Regions from separate parts of the Homo sapiens genome. Here all the other regions are linked to region 1. A link is an interaction called in ENCODE POLR2A ChIA-PET data of the cell type or tissue named here. Cell type or tissue: HepG2. All regions are shown on one strand. Each heading gives the region's core, and the rest is flanking DNA. Links, peaks and the distances in the headings are about the cores only.

Region 1 (5,866 bases), core at 867-5,866:
CTTGGAGGGTGCTCAGGGGGAGTGCTGGGGAAGGAGGCAGAGGTACAGTTTGTGCAAAGGTCCCGTGGCTTGTCAGTGAGTCCGGGCTGAGCAACTGCAGAAAGAGGGAAGACAGGCAGTAGATGAGGGCAGAGGCAAGATCTTGGAGACACTCGTGAACTGTAAGAAGGGGATTTTTATTTTTTGAGACAGAGTCTCGCTCTGTCACCCAGGCTGGAGTGCAGTGGTGTGATCTCGGCTCACTGCAACCTCCGCATCCTGGGTTCAAGGCTGGTCTCGAACTCCTGACCTCAGGTGATCCATCTGCCTTGGCCTCCCAAAGTGCTGGGATTACAGGCATGAGCCACCATACCCGACCCCATTTTTTTTTAGCCAGAGTCTCACTCTGTTGCCCAGGCTGGAGTGCAGTGGATCTTGGCTCTCTGCAACCTCCACCTCCTAGGTTTAAGCGATTCTTGTGCCTCAGCCTTCCAAGTAGCTGGGACTACAGGAGCGCGCCACCATGCCCAGCTAATTTTTGTATTTTTAGTAGAGACGGGGTTTCGCCATGTTGCCTAGGCTGGTCTCAAACTCCTGACCTCAAGCGATCCATCTGCCTCAGCCTCCGAAGTGCTGGGATTACAGGTGTGAGCCACCGTGCCTGGCCAGAGAAGGGGATTTTTGATGACAGTAGAAGCAAGCTATTGAAAGGCTTTAGTCAGGAGGGTTACCAGTTAGATCTGCGTTTTGGAAAGATCCCACCAGCTTCCCAGTGGAGAATGAACTGGAAAGGGGCAAGAGTGAAAGCAGGGGCAGATAGGAGGCTATAGCAGCACCCAGGGGGAGATGGGGGAGCAGAGATGCAGAGAAAGGGATGGGCTGGAAGTCGGTCAAGGAGGAAACGTCGTCAGGATGGGCGGCGACAAAGAAGGCGGTGTCCAGGGTGACTTGCAAGGTGGGGCCGTTCCCTCAAGAGAGGGCATGGGGTGGGGGTGGGGGGACAACTCATGGGGTTCATTGTGGGACCTGTGGGTTTGAGATGTGCACATGGAGGCAGAGATGACACTGCTTGGAGGACAGAGGAGAGGCTTCAGGAGAGAGGATTGGGGGTCTTGACTGTTGAGACCATGTGGGTGTGGAGCTGATCCAGGGAGACCATGCAGAGGAGCAGAGAAGAGGGCTCAGGTCCAGGCTTAAGTAAGCCTGTGAAAGACACAGATGGAGGCAGGGCATGGTGGCTCACGCCTGTAATCCCAGCACTTTGGGAGGCCGAGGAGGGTGGATCACCTGAGGTCAGGAGTTTTAGACCAACCTGACCAACATGGAGAAACCCCCATCTCTACTAAAAATACAAAATTAGCCGGGCATGGTGGCGCATGCCTGTAATCCTTGCTACTCGGGAGGCTGAGGCAGGAGAATCGCTTGAACCCGGGAGGCGGAGGTTGCGGTGAGCCGAGATTTCATGATTGCACCCCAGCCTGGGCAACAAGAGCGAAACTCTGTCTCAAAAAAAGAAGAAAGAAAGAAAGAAAGAAAGACACAGAAGGGAAGCAGCCAGGGTGCAAAGGACAGCACCCCAGAGATGAAGGACAGAGTGCCTACATGTCAGACTCCTGAGGGGCCAGCCTGGCTGGGACAGAAAAATGTCCACTGGCTTCAGCAACATGGAGGCCATTGGTGTGCTTAGTGGGCGTCGTTCTAGTGAAGTCAGGCTGAGAGCAGAAGTTGCCGAGTCGGCTGAGGAGGAAGAGGAAAGGGAGGGGAGACAGAGAGAGATGATGGGTGCTTGACATGAGAGGATAGATGGGAAGACACTGTCAAGATGGATGGAGCTAATTAAGACACATTTCGATGGGAAGGATTCGTTTGAGAGAAAGTGGTGGACGCCATCAAGGATAGAAGAGATGGTGGTCCTGGGTGACTCTGAGAATGTGGGGTGTGGCGGGTTGTTGGAAGGGTTGGCTAGCCGGAGGGTCCAGTGGGTGCTCCAAAGAACATGTTCTGGCTAGAAGGAATGAGGTTAAGCTCAGAGAGCCAGAAGCCTGCCTTGAATGTAGAGGAATCTGGGGTGATGACAAACCTCCAAGTGTGACCATGGTGAGGGTCATTGAGAGGTCAAGGGGCCATAAGGTCCTTGGATAATGGAGCGACTTGAAATTGAGGTAAGAGCTGGATGAGAAGACCATGAGCCAAGACCGAAGCATCCCAAAAGTGAGGTGGAGTGGCAGCCCCAGGCAGGGAAGAGACAGAATGACTTATGGCACCAACCTCCTAGCAGGAGGGGTCTTATAAGGAGGGAGGCAGGAAGCAAGGCTGCCAACTTTTTTTGTGGGAAACAAAACAGCTCCCCTTGGGAGTCCTCGGGGGGATCCAGTTTAGAAGAAGAGAGCCTGGGTGGCAGGGCCACAAAGGGTGGATCAGGGGCCAAGAAGGATGGAACATCCCAGGTTTGGGTGCAGCAGAAGATATTAATAGATGGGTGCTGGACTCTGGGTATTGCCTGGCAAAACCAGGAGTGAAAGCCATGATGGGTTCGTGCCTCATGGTCAGTCTTTGAAGAGGGTGGACTCTGAGCTGAATGGACACGCCTGGGGACATCCACATAGTAACCTCACAAGGAAGAAACTTCTGATCCCGTTTGACAAGTAAGGAAACGCAGGCACAGAGACATGGAGAGGGTAAGTAATTTACTCAAGGTCACAGAGCATAACCACTTATTACTAAGTGATTCTTGTTAGGGTCAAACCTTGGAGCAGAACTTTGAACCCTGTAAGTCTGACTCCTGAGCAGGTGTTCTTGTCCATCCTGTTTGTAACTGCATTGTGGGACTCCCTTCCCCTACCCCCACCTCAGGAAGGGGAGTGGCATTGTGCCTCTCCACTCACCGACTCTGGTGGAAGGCCATTTGTCCCTGAAAGGGGGATGGAGGCTGGCTGCAGGCTGCCTGCAGAGCCAGACCCCAAGCACTGAGGACACATCAGTGTCCAGTGGTCCAGTGATCAGGGAGCATTGAGAAGAAAAACAGGCGAGGGTGGTCATAGGGGCCCCTCCTGGATTGAGTACCAGGCCTCACCCCACCCTTGGTTTCCCAGACTCCACATAAACCCCCAGAAGGGGTCCGATTCCTCCTGTGTGGCTAAGACTGAGTTTCTCGCTAGCCTTGGCGAAGCAAGGGAGAGGGCAGAGTTACATTTAAGGTGACTCAGTAAAACAAAGGAGCCTGGGAGCTCCTGCACTTGGCTTCTGCCACAGCCGCATCACGTGCCCCTGGCTTGTCTACCCTGCTGCGCTCGAGCTCCTGGAGGTTGGATCCCTCCAAGGTGAGCCCAGCACTTTGTCCACAGCAGTCAGTCAATATTTGCTGAATTAAATCTGGGGCCCAGCCTGGGATCTCCAGGCCTTGGAGCCAGACTGTCTGACTCTTGAGTTCCAGCCCCGCCCCATGCCAGCTTTGTGACTTTGAGCATGCCATTCAACCTCTCTGAGCCACGGTTTCCTTGCCTGAAAAATGGGAGTAGTGCCGGCTGCAAGGTGAGATACCTGTGCAATCGCACTGCAGTGGGCTTTGCGCTTGGTTTCATGCTCTGTTGTCCCTGTTTTGAAATTCTTCATACGATTTTGAACAAGGAGCCCCTACATTTTTATTTTGTATTGAGCCCCACAGATTATGTAGCCGGGATCCTGAACGGAATTAACAATATTTTCTACCTCAGAGAGTCGTTGCAAGCATTAAATAAACTGATCTGCTTAGCACGTAAGCAGTACCCAATAAATAGGAACAAAGGCCTATTGTCTCTTGCTGTTAGCCCAACCCCAGTGCCCATGTGTGATAAATGAATGAAATGACCGAATTGAGTGACAGCCTGGCAGCATCTGGAAGCGAAGGTGCCTGGGTGACGGGGGATGGAGGTGAGGGTTGAGAAGAGCTGTAAAGGAAGCGGGGCAGTTTTGCACCCCACGTTGTGCAGCTGCAGTTTCCTAAACAGCCGGTGATCCACGCTGTGGTCGAGACCCGGCCGCCACACCCCGCAAAAAGTCCACTTGGTGAGAGCTGAGAACGAGGGTTCCAGTCTTTATTATGCGGGCGTTCAGTTTCTAGCTCCCGGGCCGTGGTCCGCGTCCAGCTTCCAGAGCCGCCGCGGGATACCAGCCGCCACTGGCTCGGCGTTCCACTAGCACCGGCGCCCCGCCCAGCCCCGGGTCCGGAGGCGGGGCCGCGGAGCGTCCGGCGCAGGCGCAGGCCGGTATGGGACGGGGCGGGGCTCAGAGGAAGGGGTTGGTGCCGGTCTGCGGGGGCGGGGGCCGCGGCCCGGCTGAGCTCGGCGTGGGCAGCAGCGGCTGCGGTGCGAAGGCTCCGGCCTGCGGGAAGACGCTAACCGAGGCGGGGAGGGTCAAGCCAGCTGGCACGCTGCTGAGCGGGAGGGGCAGAGAGGCGCTGTAGGTCATGGAGCCCAGGGGCGCCCCCACAGGCCCGCCTGCCAGGCCCAGCGCCGGCGAGCCGGTGCGCATCTGGTTTAGCGTCGGCCTGCCCGGCTCGCCCGCGCCGAACGGGTTGGTGGGGGACGGAGCGCTGAGACCTGCAGAACGAGAGTGGCTTTGAGTGACCCGGGGTTCAGAGCCCTACACCGGGAGGTCGTGGAAGTTGGGAAGAAGAGTGGGCTCCTCCGGCGGAGGCTAGGCTCTGAAAGCAGGAGCCCCTGGGTTGAGGGACAAGGGCATATCTTACCTGTCAGGAAGGGGTTCCGGGTCTTTGCAACCTGGGGTGCCTTGACCAACGAGTCAAGGTTGACCAAGGAGGAAGCTGAGGGACCCAGGAAGGACTCGGGAGTCCGGCAAGCTCGGGCCTCTTTGCTTGGCTGGGTTAGTGCTTCCCCTAGTATGCCCAGGTCCAGGGCATCTGGCTCCTTCGTGCCATTTTGCTTGGAACTGGGGCTGGGGTCTCCAAACAGGTCCAGCTCTGGAATAGAAATGCTAGAGCTAATTGGTGGGGAAAGGGATTGGCGCCCGACGTGGGAGGAAGAGGACAGAGGCTGCTCGGGGTGGGCCCCTCATTCCCCAGAGCCTCACCATCCCCTTGCCCTGCTCACCCACAGGGCTGCTGGGCTTCCCAGAGGGCAGGGCCTGCTCCAGCCCCTCCTTGGTCTCTGTGGATTCTGGAGGTTTGGCAAATGGGTCAAAGGTCGAGGCACCACCTCGGAAGAGAGAGAGGAAGAGGAGATGGGTTGACAAAAAGGGCAGGTGTTGGTCTGACCCCTTTCCAGAGAAGCTGTCCTCCTAACACAAACAGTATCTGCTGCCCCTTGGCCCTGCCTGGAAGTCCCCCAGCTCCTCACTCACACTCTCTGGCCCTCTTCTTACCAGGTGTGTCGGAGGTCTCCAGGGAGGCTCCCCAAGGGTCAGCCCCAGTGCTGGGGAGTTTGTGGTGGGGAGAGTTCAGGGCCCAGGGGTCTGTGGTGGGGGGCCCAGCAGGCAGCACTGGGGTCCTGCCCCAGGGCTCAGAGGAGGAGAGCATGGGAGTCAGATCCCAGGGCTGGCTTCGGGACAGGACGGTTCCTGAGGGGATCGGAGACCAGGGGTCTGCAGAAGGCCCCCAGGAGGATCCACTGGCCTCTGTGTTCGGCCTAAAACCTGAAATGGGAACAGCATAGACATGATCCCAGGCCCACCCTTATCCCTCGCCCAGGGCCCTTCCCAGTTACCCAGCCCAAGTTGGGAGGCAGAAGATCCATGTCACAGATGGCCTGCAGCCTCAGGACCACCCAGCAGGCTGGAGCCCCTATTTGACAAGTGACCCCAGGAACTGGGACCTGCAGGTGTGGGCGACTCAGGCCACCTTCCCAGGCGTGCTGAGCAAGTGAGTGCAGCGAGAGAACATTTTGCTGCGTTT
Region 2 (5,000 bases), core at 1-5,000, 140 kb before region 1:
CTGGTCACTGAGGAGGTAAAGGAGGAGCAGGACACACGCCTTCAGCCTCCTGCTCTGGAAGCCAGAGCCAGCAGACAAAACGAGGCTGTGTTCCCAACCAGAGGCCACAGCATCCCCACATCCAAGGACAAATACCTCAGCCCTTCCCAAAGGCGTGAGTCACCACAGCCGGAGTAAAGTCCGGGCTCTCTCCCTGGCCCATTCCCGCAACTAATGAAGGTTTTGGCAGCAGAATAAGCCGCCGGATAGAACTCAGGGCTGATTTATGGTGGAACTGGCACAGGACACAGGTTATACTTAAAGTGGCTACAAGCTCAGTGAGGGAGGAGGGGAGCTGATTTCTGTCTCTGATCACGGCATGTGTCGGGGTGGGGCATGCTCTGGGGGAAGTGTTGAGAGCAAGCAGGTGAGAAGAATGGATCAAGCAAGAGACAGTCATGGGGCACAGGGTCTGGAGAGACCATGTTTGTCCGCCAGCCACCCCCACGTGGTTATGTAAGTGAGAGCCACTTAAGATGCATATTTAGTCTTAAGGGCTGCGTGGGTGGCAAGGGAGTCCCACCCTTGGGATAATGAGGGGCCTTGGGGAATGTTGTCCAGGTGAGGGAGGTGGCTGTGATACAGCAAGGAAAGGTTTGGGACAGAGCCAGAGTCCCCGCTCTGCCCCTTACCAGCTGAACTGCTGCGAGGAAATCATTTCAAACCGTGGAGGCTCGTTTCTGGCCCACAGGACCATGGTAAAGATTAAAGGAGAAAGTGGAGGCCAGAGTGCTTTGAATATTGTTAAGTGCTGGGCAAATGTAAAGTTTTTTTTCTTGAGACGAAGTCTCGCTCGGTCACCCAGGCTAGAGTGCAGTGGTGAGATCTTGGCTCACTGCAACCTCCGCCTCCAGGGTTCAAGCGATTCTCCTGCCTTGGCTTCTCGAATAGCTGGGATTACAGGCGCCCGCCATCACGCCTAGCTAATTTTTGTGTTTAGCAGAGACAGGGTTTCACCATGTTGGCCAGGCTGGTCTTGAACTCCTGCCCTCAAGTGATCCACCTGCCTTGGCCTCCTAAAGTGCTGGGATTACAGGCGTGAGCCACTGTGCCTGGCCTTGTTTTAGTTTTTGAGGTCTGGGGAGGGTGCATGAGTATGGACTGAATATAAAAATGAAAATAGGGAAGAGGAGGAGGAGGAGGAGAAGATGGAGGGAAGGGAGGAGGGGAAAAGCTGACATTTTACAGGAGCATCCAAGCGAAGCGCTTTTCCTGTCATCACACTGACCCTAACACTGCTCTGTCCAGGTGGTAGCCACTGGCCCCATGTGGCTATTAGCACTTGAAATGTGACTAGTCCAAATTGAGACATTCTGTAAATGTGAAATATACACTGGATTTCAAACTTGTAGGAAGAAACGCAAAATATTTCTAATACTTATATCAATGATGTGTTGAAATAATATTTTAGATATATTGGGCTAAATAAGTTATAGTATTACAGTTTATTTTGCTTGTTTTTCCTTTTTAAAAAGTGTGGCTATAAGAAAAAAACATTAGCTTCATATGCATGACTTGCTTTGTTTTTTATTGGGCAGCATAATGCAAAGAGGTTTGGACTGTTATTATCTGCCTTTTAGAGTGAAAGAAAAGTAGGCACAGAGAGGTTAAGCAACTAGCCCCAAATCACACAGCTAGCACAGGTATAGGTATCTCCAACCTTTAGACTCAGTAAGAGGTGACTACTGGCCCCTCCAGTGCATAGCCCAGTGGCTGAGGACATAAAATCTGGGGCTGTAAGAAAGCTCTGGAGGGGAGAGGGCTTCCTCAAAGGGTTTTGGAATCTCCCAGAGCTGGTTCAAATCCCAGACCTGCCTTCTCCCAGCTGTGCAACTTAGGTCAAGCCCTTTACCATCTCTGAGCCTCAGTTCCCTGACCGGTGAAGTGGGATCATGGACCACCGCTGGGGCTTGTGTGAGGAGTCGGCGGGGCAGTACACCATGCCTGGCACACGGAATATGCTCAATACGAAAGGACAGCCCTGTGCACATCCGGGCTGGCCTCATCTCTGTGTCATTGGTGTCAGGTTTCCCAGCACCCGCCAGGGTTTCCCAGGGAGGGTTGCAGTTCCTGACCTCTGCACTCCCAGTGTTTACCTGAGATTCTCCCCGCCCTCTGAGCACTGGAAGTCCAGGCCTGCCGGCTGGGAGCTCACAAACGTGTGCAGGTGGGACAGCTCCAAAGCCCACCAAATGTCCTCCTCTGAGTAGCTGCCGAAGGGGTCCAGGTTCATGCGCAGGGTCCCCGAGAACAGGATGGGGTCCTGGGGATACAACGTGGCCTCAGAGGGAGGCAGCTTAGGCCCTATGAGGAGCCATAGGCCCCAGGTCCAGGGAAGAAGAGAGGGATTAAGGTGGCAGCATTCCCACTCTGTTTCCAGCTCCCCAGAGGACACAATGGCCAAAGAGATAGAAAATTGCCTGTAGGGGAGTGATAAACCTCAGCTTTGCCAATCACGAAGACCTCTGTTGAAGCAGGAACCAGAGCCACTAATCTGACTCCAAAGTGTCCACTCGGCAGAAACAAAAAATACCCCGGAGGAGACAGAAAAAGTGAAATGTAATTAGAGCTGCGCAAAAAGACCAGGGCAGAATGTCTCGGGGGAAGGGGTTCTTGGAGGGGTCCTTCCCCATGTGCTGGCCCAGGAGGTCAAAGGACAGGGCCTGACTGGGCAGGGTAAGTCTGAGCTTTCCAGATCCATGACGGGTGGCTCACTGATGGCTCTGCTTCCTGCTGTCTGTCCCTCCCCACCTGCCCAAGCCTCTGAGACTGGGGTCCCAGTCTCCATCCTAAAGCTACAGAACAAGGTGGGGCCTGCCTCCAGGGCCGTTGGTGAGTGTGGCCAGCCCATGCCAGGCTCCTACCTGCGGGATGATGGTCAGCTGAGAGCGCAGGTCATGGAGGCCGATGTCTGCCACATTGAGGCCATCAATGCGGATTTCACCCTTTGCCGCCTCCAGGATGCGGAACAGGCAAAGGGTCATGGAAGACTTGCCAGCCCCAGTGCGGCCCACGATCCCCACCTGGGCGGAGAAGGGAAGGGGCTCTGAGGGGGAAGCTGAGAGGTCAAAGGCGCATCTCCAGGACTCTCCTGGAGGCCGAACAAACATGTGGCTGGAGCACTTGTGCTCTCAAAAGACCCAAGCTCCCCACAAGGGCTGTGGCCATGTCTGCAGGCATGAACACACACGCAGGCCCGCCTACCCCACGCGTACCTTCTCGCCACCGTGCACATGCAGACTCAGGTCTCTCAGCACCAGGTCTAGGCCCGGCCGGTAGCGCACAGAATAATTCCGGAACTCCACCTCCCCACGTGGGGGCCAACCTTCGGGAGGGCGGCTGCCTTCCACCACCCAGGGCGCCTGGCAGGAGGGGCAGATGGGGTCACATCAGCTGCCCAGTGAAGCCCTCTTTCACCTTTCGGTCTCTCTCCCCCAAGGCCCCTCAATCCTCCCCAACTATGGTCCCTGGGAGGGTCCTTGGCACCCCTGTGGCTCAGCCTTGTGTTCAATGACTCCTTTATCCCTCTGACTTTATTCCCCACAGACCTACTCCAACACTCCCCTGTCCTTCCCCTCCCAGTCTCCCTGCTTGCCCATGTTCCTTTTTTTTTTTTTTTTTAATTTTTGAGAGACAGGGTCTCAATCATGGCTCATTGCAGCCTTGAACTCCTGGGTTCCAGCGATTCTCCTCCCTCAGCCTCCCTAGTAGCTAGGACTACAACAGGCACATGCCACCATGCCTGGCTAACTTGTTTTGTTCTGTGACAAGTTCTTGTTCTGTCACTCAGGCTGGAGTGCAGTGGTGCAATCATAGCTCAATGCAACCTTGAATTCCTGGGCTCAAGCCATCCTCCTGCCTCAGCCTCCTGATTAGCTAGGACTACAGGCCTGTGTCACCACACCTGGCTAATTTTTTAAAGAAAAACTCTGAAGAGACTGTGTCTCGCTGTGTTGACCAGGCTGGTCTCGAACTCCTAGCCTCCAGGGATCCTCCTGCCTAGGAGGATTCCCAAAGTCCTGGGAATACAGGTGTGAGCCACTGTGCCACACCTTATATTCCTTGAAGTGCCCTCCCTGCCTGCCCTAACTCCCCCTCTCATTACCTTTACCCATTCATTGTTACTGGGTGGCAGCCCAGTGCCAGGCAGTGGGGACACAATGGTACCCCATTGAAACAGTCCTCACCCTCGTGAGATTTATGTTCTAGTAGAGGGAGGCATATAATCAACAGATAAGCAAATCTATACAACGCAAGAAGTGATGAGTGCTGGGGCCAAGAAGTGCTTAGTGTTGCTGCTTTATACAGGGTGGTCAGGGAAGGCTTCCTGGAGGAGGCAGACTTTAGTAAAGACCCGAAGGAGGTGAGGGAACAAGCCAAGTGGATATCTGGAGGGAGGGCATGCCAGGCAGAGGGAACAGCAGGCATAAATGGCTCTAGGTGTGTTCTGGAGCACACTGGCAAAGGCAAGAGGTAAGAGGCTGAGGTAATGGTGGCTCCATCATGTAGGGCCTTGCAGGCCATTTTAAGGACTTTTTTTTTTTTTAACTCTGATTAAGATGCAAAGCCATTAGAGGGCTGTACACAGAGGAATGACGTGATTTGATTTTTTTTTTTTTTTTTTTTAAATCTCTTGGCAGCTACAAGCAGAATAGACTGGCAGGGCATAAGATGATGGTGGCTTTGAGATAGGATTGGCTACATAATTTGGGAGGCCCAGTGCAAAATGAAAACCTGAGGCTTCTTGTTGAAGAATGATGGAGAATGTCAAGGCACTGACGGCAGAGCATTACTCTAAACGCGCAGTTCTTCCGGGAGTGGGGACGCTGTGACTATTCCTGTGGAGCCAGCCCTGCTTCGAGGCAGGAGAAACCACGCGGCCAGAGGTGAAAAAGCAGAGCAGCAGGCACAGATTGGTCTCTCAAGGAGGCGTCAGAGAACGGGCCGTGGGGTTGAGGGCA
Region 3 (5,866 bases), core at 1-5,000, 83 kb before region 1:
GGCTTCAAGGAGCGGTATGAGTTCTGTCCAAAAGAGCAATGAGAAAAGCTCTCACCCAGCTTAGAAAACAATGCTGGACAACGCCTCCAGGTCCACTCGCCCGGCAGCCTGGTGCCCCCAGCTCCCAGTTGACCGGATCAGACGGTTTGTGAGCGAGCGTTGCCACTGAGGTTTCAAAAACCCAATCCAATCCTGGGGTTTGAAGGCCCTGGGGGCGAGGGGAGGGGGCTGTTCAAGGGAGTGGGATTGGGACAGATGTTTGGGAGGTGGCTAGGTGACAGGCTGGCTGGACCCATGGTCACCACCTCTTGGCACCAAGATTTCAGACAAGAGAATATTGTCTGCAGTAGCACCAGACAGGTGGCCTGGGCCACGCCACTCCCCCTCTTCCTGTCTGCCTGCCCCTGGCCACCTTCACACCTCCCTCCTCCACTGGCTCCCGCTAGGCAGGCAGCAGCAGCAGTGCATGTAAACATCTTGAGCGCTCGCTCATCACCGCCCAGGGGGCCAGCTCCCCACTCAGCACCTGGCCTCTGACCCTACCACCTCCACCAGGAGGTTGCCTCTGGACGCCCAGCCCTGGACTCTCATCCTCAGGAAGCACAGCCCACTCCGTTGACACGGTTTAATTCCATTGCGGGCAGGTGGACGAGGTCCCCATCGGACAGTGCCTGTAATGCCAGTCAGCTAAGCCCGCCCCCAAGGCAGGAGGCTGAAGTCCAGACAGCTCAGGTCACGCATCCAGCCAGAAGTGTGGCAAATCCGTGCTGAAGCTTCAGGAAGGAAAACCCAGAAACACTTCCCCCCTCCCCCACCAACCCACAGATCCAGATCTGCAGCCTCTGAGGCAACCTCCCCCAGCCTCAGTCGGCCCCATTAACCAAAACAGCTTCATTATGCCAATTTCCAGCTTTCAATGTGCGGCTGATAGCTGTCAGCAGAAATAAGAGTTAATCTGGAATTACTCCCATTCACTGAGCTGCCTAGCTAGAGGAAGCTGTAAAGCTTTGATAGCAGCAGAAGAGACCCTGCCTCCCCAGCCTGCACCAGGCGGAGGGGCTCCTCCTCTCCTTCACGGCTGGGGAGGGCAGGCTAGAGGTGCAGCCTTCCACAGCAAGGGGTTCAGGTTCTCTCACTCTCAGACACACACACTCTCACACTCATATACACACACGCACTCATATACACAAACACATACACACTCATACACACACAAAGAGGCAGCCCTGAAGCTTCCCTCCCCGCCGCCCACTCCCCATCTCCAGGATCTCTCTCTCATCAATGCCATCTGGACGTGCCTAACTCTCCATCCCTTTTGCTTTTACTCTGGACCGTGATTAGCTTTTTATTTAGGAAAATTACTTTATTTTATATATATATAGATAGATAGATAGATATGTATGTATGTATATATAAAAAGGTTCCATTTCACTTGTAAAATCTCATTTTTTCTTTTTCTTTTTTTTTTCCCTACAGAAAATGATGACGAGGTTAAAGGAAAAAATAAGTTACATTACAGTTTCCAAAATGGTTCTCGCTCTCCGCTGAAGATGGGCCACCGTTGGGGCTGCAATGTGCTCGCGGTCCCAGCTTGTGCTTTGCAAGAAGAGGGAATATAACTAGACTGTTATTTTAGGTTAAAATAGCCAAGAGACAGACGCCTTCGCCTCAAAAATATTCTGAGACACATAAAAGTAGAAGGAAACAAGTCTCTTCAGTCACAAAATGTCGTACATCCCGCATATACTAGATTCAATTAATTTAATAAAATAGAATATACATAGAGATTCTGCACAAACGTATTGCTTTCTCCCAACAGCTTCTGGTGTCGGGAACCTCAGCTGCACCGGGCCTCTCCTTCTGCCTGGAGCCAGAGTTGCCGGGGCTGCTGCTTTTAACTCTCTTTGGAAGTTCTGCTTGCAGGTACCCAGAGCCACTGAGGCAGGGAGGAGCGCCTCCGCCTCCTTGGTGTCTATATGGAACTTTTGTCAGGAATATAGCCCAGGAGGAGGAGCTAGGACTTGGCACCCAGTGGAGAAAGGTGAGTGGGAAAGTGGGGCAGGACTCAGGGGTCCAGGTCTGCTGGGTCAGAGGATAAACCGGAGAGACTCAGCACATCTTTCTTTGGGGAGGGCGAGGCAGCCATGCTGTCAGGGGGGCCAGAGGCCAAGGGATCCTTGGAGTCGCTGGACGGAGCCCTCCTCCGGAGGCAGATACCAGGGCTGGGCGGGGTCCGAGGACCTTGGCTCTCGGGGGGGTCTATGGTGATACTAGGCGGGCTGAGTTTTTTCTTGGGCCGGCTCCCAGGCCCCCCAAGAGGCTGGCCCCCAAGGTTAGAGGGGTCTGTGCCCAGGTGGGGTTGGGAGCCGCTGTCCAGGCAGCTGACGGCGATAGAGTGTCTCCTCTGCTCATCCAGCCAGGACGTAGGCCGGCGCTGGCAGCTCTGGGCCTCCACGCTGTAGCACTTCTTCAGGTCCCGTGGGGATGGGGGCTCCTCCTGGCCGCCAGGGGGCAGGAGGTCTCCTGAAATCCAGCTCAGCTCCGTGTCCAACTCTAAGCTGCTTCTGGTCTCTGGAGGGCCCTTGCCCCAGTTGGGTTCTGGGCCTGGGCAAGGGGCTGGCGGGGTCATGTGCTTGGAGATCTTGCTGTGGCTGCGGGAGTGCTGCTGTGCCTGGGTACTTGACTGGCCCCAGAAAGAGTAGGCCCGGGCCAGGGGCGGGGAGGGCCCACTCACCTCTGCCAGCAGGTCTTCCCGGCTGCCCAGACCCTGAACGTCCAAGGAGTCAGTCCTTATTGCTGCCTATATGGGGTGGGGGAGGGCTCAGCCCAGCAGTCTCCTCTCCAGCATGGACTAGCCCTCCTGTCAAGCTGGCTGTGCCCCCTGCCCACCACCACCAGGCACAGCAGGACTATCCTAAGCAGAGGTCCTGGTAGCCGCTCTTACTAGTAGATAGGGGTCATTGCAGCCTGACCTCTGTTGTCCACCATGCCTCCTCTCTCCCCACTAAACCCTGTCTTCCCTCCCCCATGCTCTGGTCTCCCCTAAGCCTGCAAGAATCGCTCTCTCTGCAGCCCCTGCCTCCTGGGATATGAGAGAAGCCAGGCCATCTCTGCTCACTGAGCTGGCTCCTTCACGCCTCCCCGCCTCTGCCTAGACTTCCCCTTTGGCTCTGAATACCCTTCCTGATTGGCAAGAATCCCTCGATTTTACGGACTCAGGTTCTCTGTGACACAGTGTGTGACAGTCTCTGTCCCCAAGTAAAACCGACCCCTTCCCCTTCTGTGTCCCTGCTGCCCTCCACACATAGGTGTCTGGCAGCTGTGAGCTGAGGCTGCAATGATCTGATGGCAGGCATGTCTCCACTATTAGACTGTGAGCTTCAGGGGGCAGGGGCTGTGTCGCCAGTGCCTGGCACACAGAGGCTGCTTAGTGACTATTTGCAGAATGAATAAGGACTGTGCCTGCTCCCCCAAGCATGTGGGATTGAGATTCTCATGTGTCCACGCTCATGCCTCAGGACACACACATGGCATGGGCTGTGGCCTTATCACAGGTGGGCTCTGGGGCCGGGCGCGGTGGCTCACGCCTGTAATCCCGGCACTTTGGGTGGCCGAGGCGGCCAGATCATCTGAGGTTGGGAGCTCGAGCTCAGCCTGACCAACATGGAGAAACCCCATCTCTACTAAAAATACAAAATTATCCAGGCATGGTGGCGCATGTCTGTAATCCCAGCTACTCGGGAGGCTGATGCAGGAGAATCACTTGAACCCAGGAGGCGGAGGTTGCGGGGAGCCAAGATTGTGCCATTGCACTCCAGCCTGGGCAACAAGAGCGAAACTCAAAAAAAAAAAAAAAAAAAAGAATCTGGGCTCTGGAAGGTGGGCCCTAGGCTTGGCCAAAAGTGAAGACACTTAAAACCTGCCTTGTGCCCCATAGCTCAGTCCAAAGTGGGGAGAAGAATTGGGAGGCAGCTCTGGTTGGTGAGGAAGGAAAGACCAGAGACTGGGGTTCTACCTCCGACCAGATAGGCATGACCCTGGGCAAGCACTACCCCTTCTGGTCTCCAGGCCTCCTCAGTGGAACAAGGAACTGGGTGCAAATTTCAAGAAGGCACAGACCACTTCTGCTTTGCCCAGTACTGTGTCCCTGGTATCTGCAACTGAGCCTGGCACATCACTGGCACACAATAAATATTTGCTGGAAGAATGAAAGTGTCAACACAGGTCATCACCAGCAGCAGAGGGTCCAGCCCCCAGGCCTGTGCCTGCCTTTCCACATCTGCTCACCTGGCGCCTGAGTGGCCTCTGAGCCAAAGGGGAGCGTCCTGGTGGGGGCAGTTTGGGGATGGTGCCCCAGGTTGGGGCGCTGTGGGGCTGGAGCAGATGAGGTGCATCTTTGGGAAGCTGCAGGATGTAGCTGGTATCTGCTGGCTGGGAGTGAACGGACAAGACGGAGCCTGTGGAGGGAGGGAAGCGGGGGAGGGGTGGGGGGAGAGAATGGAGCTGGAGGGTTCAGGGGAGCAGGTTCTCACCTGAGCCCTCCCTTCCACTCTCTCCCCCTCATCAGGGCCTCTACCCTTACCCCCTGGACTCAAAGCCATTCCCCCAGGCTGGAGGCTCCCCTGAGGTCAGAGATACCTCTTTGGCTGCCTCAGTTCCCCATCCCCTCAGATCAGGACTGGCTTAGGCCAGGATGGAATCTCCCTGTGTGAGCCAAATTGGCCTGCTCTAGCCCTGGTACCTGACTGAGCTTTGGGGAGCCCCCAGCCCCTGTGTCCCAGGGGCCCCTCGGCAGTGCTCCCATGCCGACACATGTAGCTGTCATTGGGCAGAGAGTGCGTTCGGCTGACCCCAGACTTCCGCACAGTCAGTAAGTCTGGTCCTGGCAGCTCCGTGGGGTGGGGCTGCATCTGCAAAAGGAACAGGGGAGGGAGGTGGAGGAAGAGGGTGTGCGTGGGTTTGGTAACTGAGGCAGCGCTGACAACAGAAAGCAGCAGCGCCCCCCGCCCAGCCCTCACCCCCGTGCCCTCCCAGGACAAGGTAGAGATGGGCATGAGCATGGCTGGGGAGAGGGGCAGACACATGGATGAGCCCTCCACACGCGGGGAGGAAGCAGGTAGGAGGGGGTCTGGGCAGCCGGGAGAGTCTGCAGGCCCTGCCCCCCACCCCCTGCAAAACTGCACACATTGTATCACCTTTAAGCTCCCACTGTGGTGGTGGAGGGGCGGGGAGGTATCCAGAGAAGGGAGAGCAGCCCCCAGCCCCCAGCCCTGCAGGTGGCTCACAAGCTGATTCTAAAGGCCCCATTTAGAGGCTCTGAAGGGAGTCCCGGTGTCCACAGGGATGGGCTGGGGCCCTGACCCAGAGCAGCTCAGGGGAGGATTAAAAGCTAACAGCAGGCCAGGCACAGTGGCTGGTGGCTCATGCCTGTAATCCCAGCACTTTGGGAGGCCAAGGTGGGCAGATCGCTTGAGCTCAGGAGTTTGAGACCAGCCTGGGCAACATGGCAAAACCCCATTTCTAAAAAAAAAAAAAAAAAAAAAAAAAAAAAAATTAGCTGGATATGGTGGCGTGGCACCTGTAATCCCAGCTACTCCAGAGGCTGAGGTGGGAGGATTGCTTGAGCCGGGGGGGTCAAAGCTATAGTGAGCTGGGATCATATCACTGCACTCCAGCCTAGGCAACAGAGTGAGACCCTGTCTCAAAAAAAAAAAAAAAAAAAAAAGCCAACAGCAGCCCCTACGACCCTGTGCTGTCAGTGGGGGAGGTGAGGGGGAGAGGACCCTCCCAAGGAGCAGGGACCAGGCAGCTCAGGAGAGCTTGCAGGTTGCAGGCTGTTCATCCAGTTCTTACAGCAGCCCCAGGT

What was found. Peaks named below come from ENCODE experiments on the same cell type or tissue, not always from the same donor. Only the 100,000 strongest peaks of a DNase experiment are listed, where the experiment ranks them.
Region 2: POLR2A ChIA-PET joins it to region 1 with 71 read pairs; 10 of 35 experiments call an interaction of 5 or more read pairs at or near these places.
Region 3: POLR2A ChIA-PET joins it to region 1 with 45 read pairs; 17 of 35 experiments call an interaction of 5 or more read pairs at or near these places.

What each region holds. Positions count from the first base shown.
Region 1 is chr17:50,540,534-50,546,399 of GRCh38, reverse strand. EPN3 (epsin 3) reads right to left here. Exons shown (of 10, transcript NM_017957.3): 7 at 5,338-5,607; 8 at 5,067-5,171; 9 at 4,706-4,936; 10 at 2,650-4,556. The coding sequence ends at 4,243. Among named protein-coding and RNA genes, the nearest start is that of SPATA20, 3.7 kb to the left of the region's middle. RefSeq lists an enhancer at 2,844-3,344 and a silencer at 4,081-4,520. In HepG2, for the core only: a CTCF peak has its summit at 4,435; DNase peaks (open chromatin) are centred at 2,819, 3,359, 3,799, 4,209 and 1 weaker place; H3K4me3 peaks cover 2,637 bases.
Region 2 is chr17:50,682,011-50,687,010 of GRCh38, reverse strand. It overlaps ABCC3 (ATP binding cassette subfamily C member 3), which reads right to left. Exons shown (of 31, transcript NM_003786.4): 27 at 3,255-3,401; 28 at 2,904-3,062; 29 at 2,136-2,302. Among named protein-coding and RNA genes, the nearest start is that of ANKRD40, 23 kb to the left of the region's middle. RefSeq lists an enhancer at 1,877-2,363. In HepG2, for the core only: no CTCF peak of the experiment used is centred there; DNase peaks (open chromatin) are centred at 140, 2,090 and 3,853; H3K4me3 peaks cover 1,814 bases.
Region 3 is chr17:50,622,951-50,628,816 of GRCh38, reverse strand. CACNA1G (calcium voltage-gated channel subunit alpha1 G) reads right to left here. Exons shown (of 38, transcript NM_018896.5): 36 at 4,742-4,910; 37 at 4,288-4,457; 38 at 1,343-2,800. The coding sequence ends at 2,066. LOC101927253 (a long non-coding RNA gene) reads left to right here. Exons shown (of 2, transcript XR_243718.2): 2 at 1,477-1,787. Among named protein-coding and RNA genes, the nearest start is that of ABCC3, 9.0 kb to the left of the region's middle. RefSeq lists an enhancer at 2,496-3,268. In HepG2, for the core only: CTCF peaks have their summits at 704 and 2,509 (motif pointing right); DNase peaks (open chromatin) are centred at 676 and 2,506; H3K4me3 peaks cover 2,045 bases; H3K27me3 peaks cover 1,567 bases.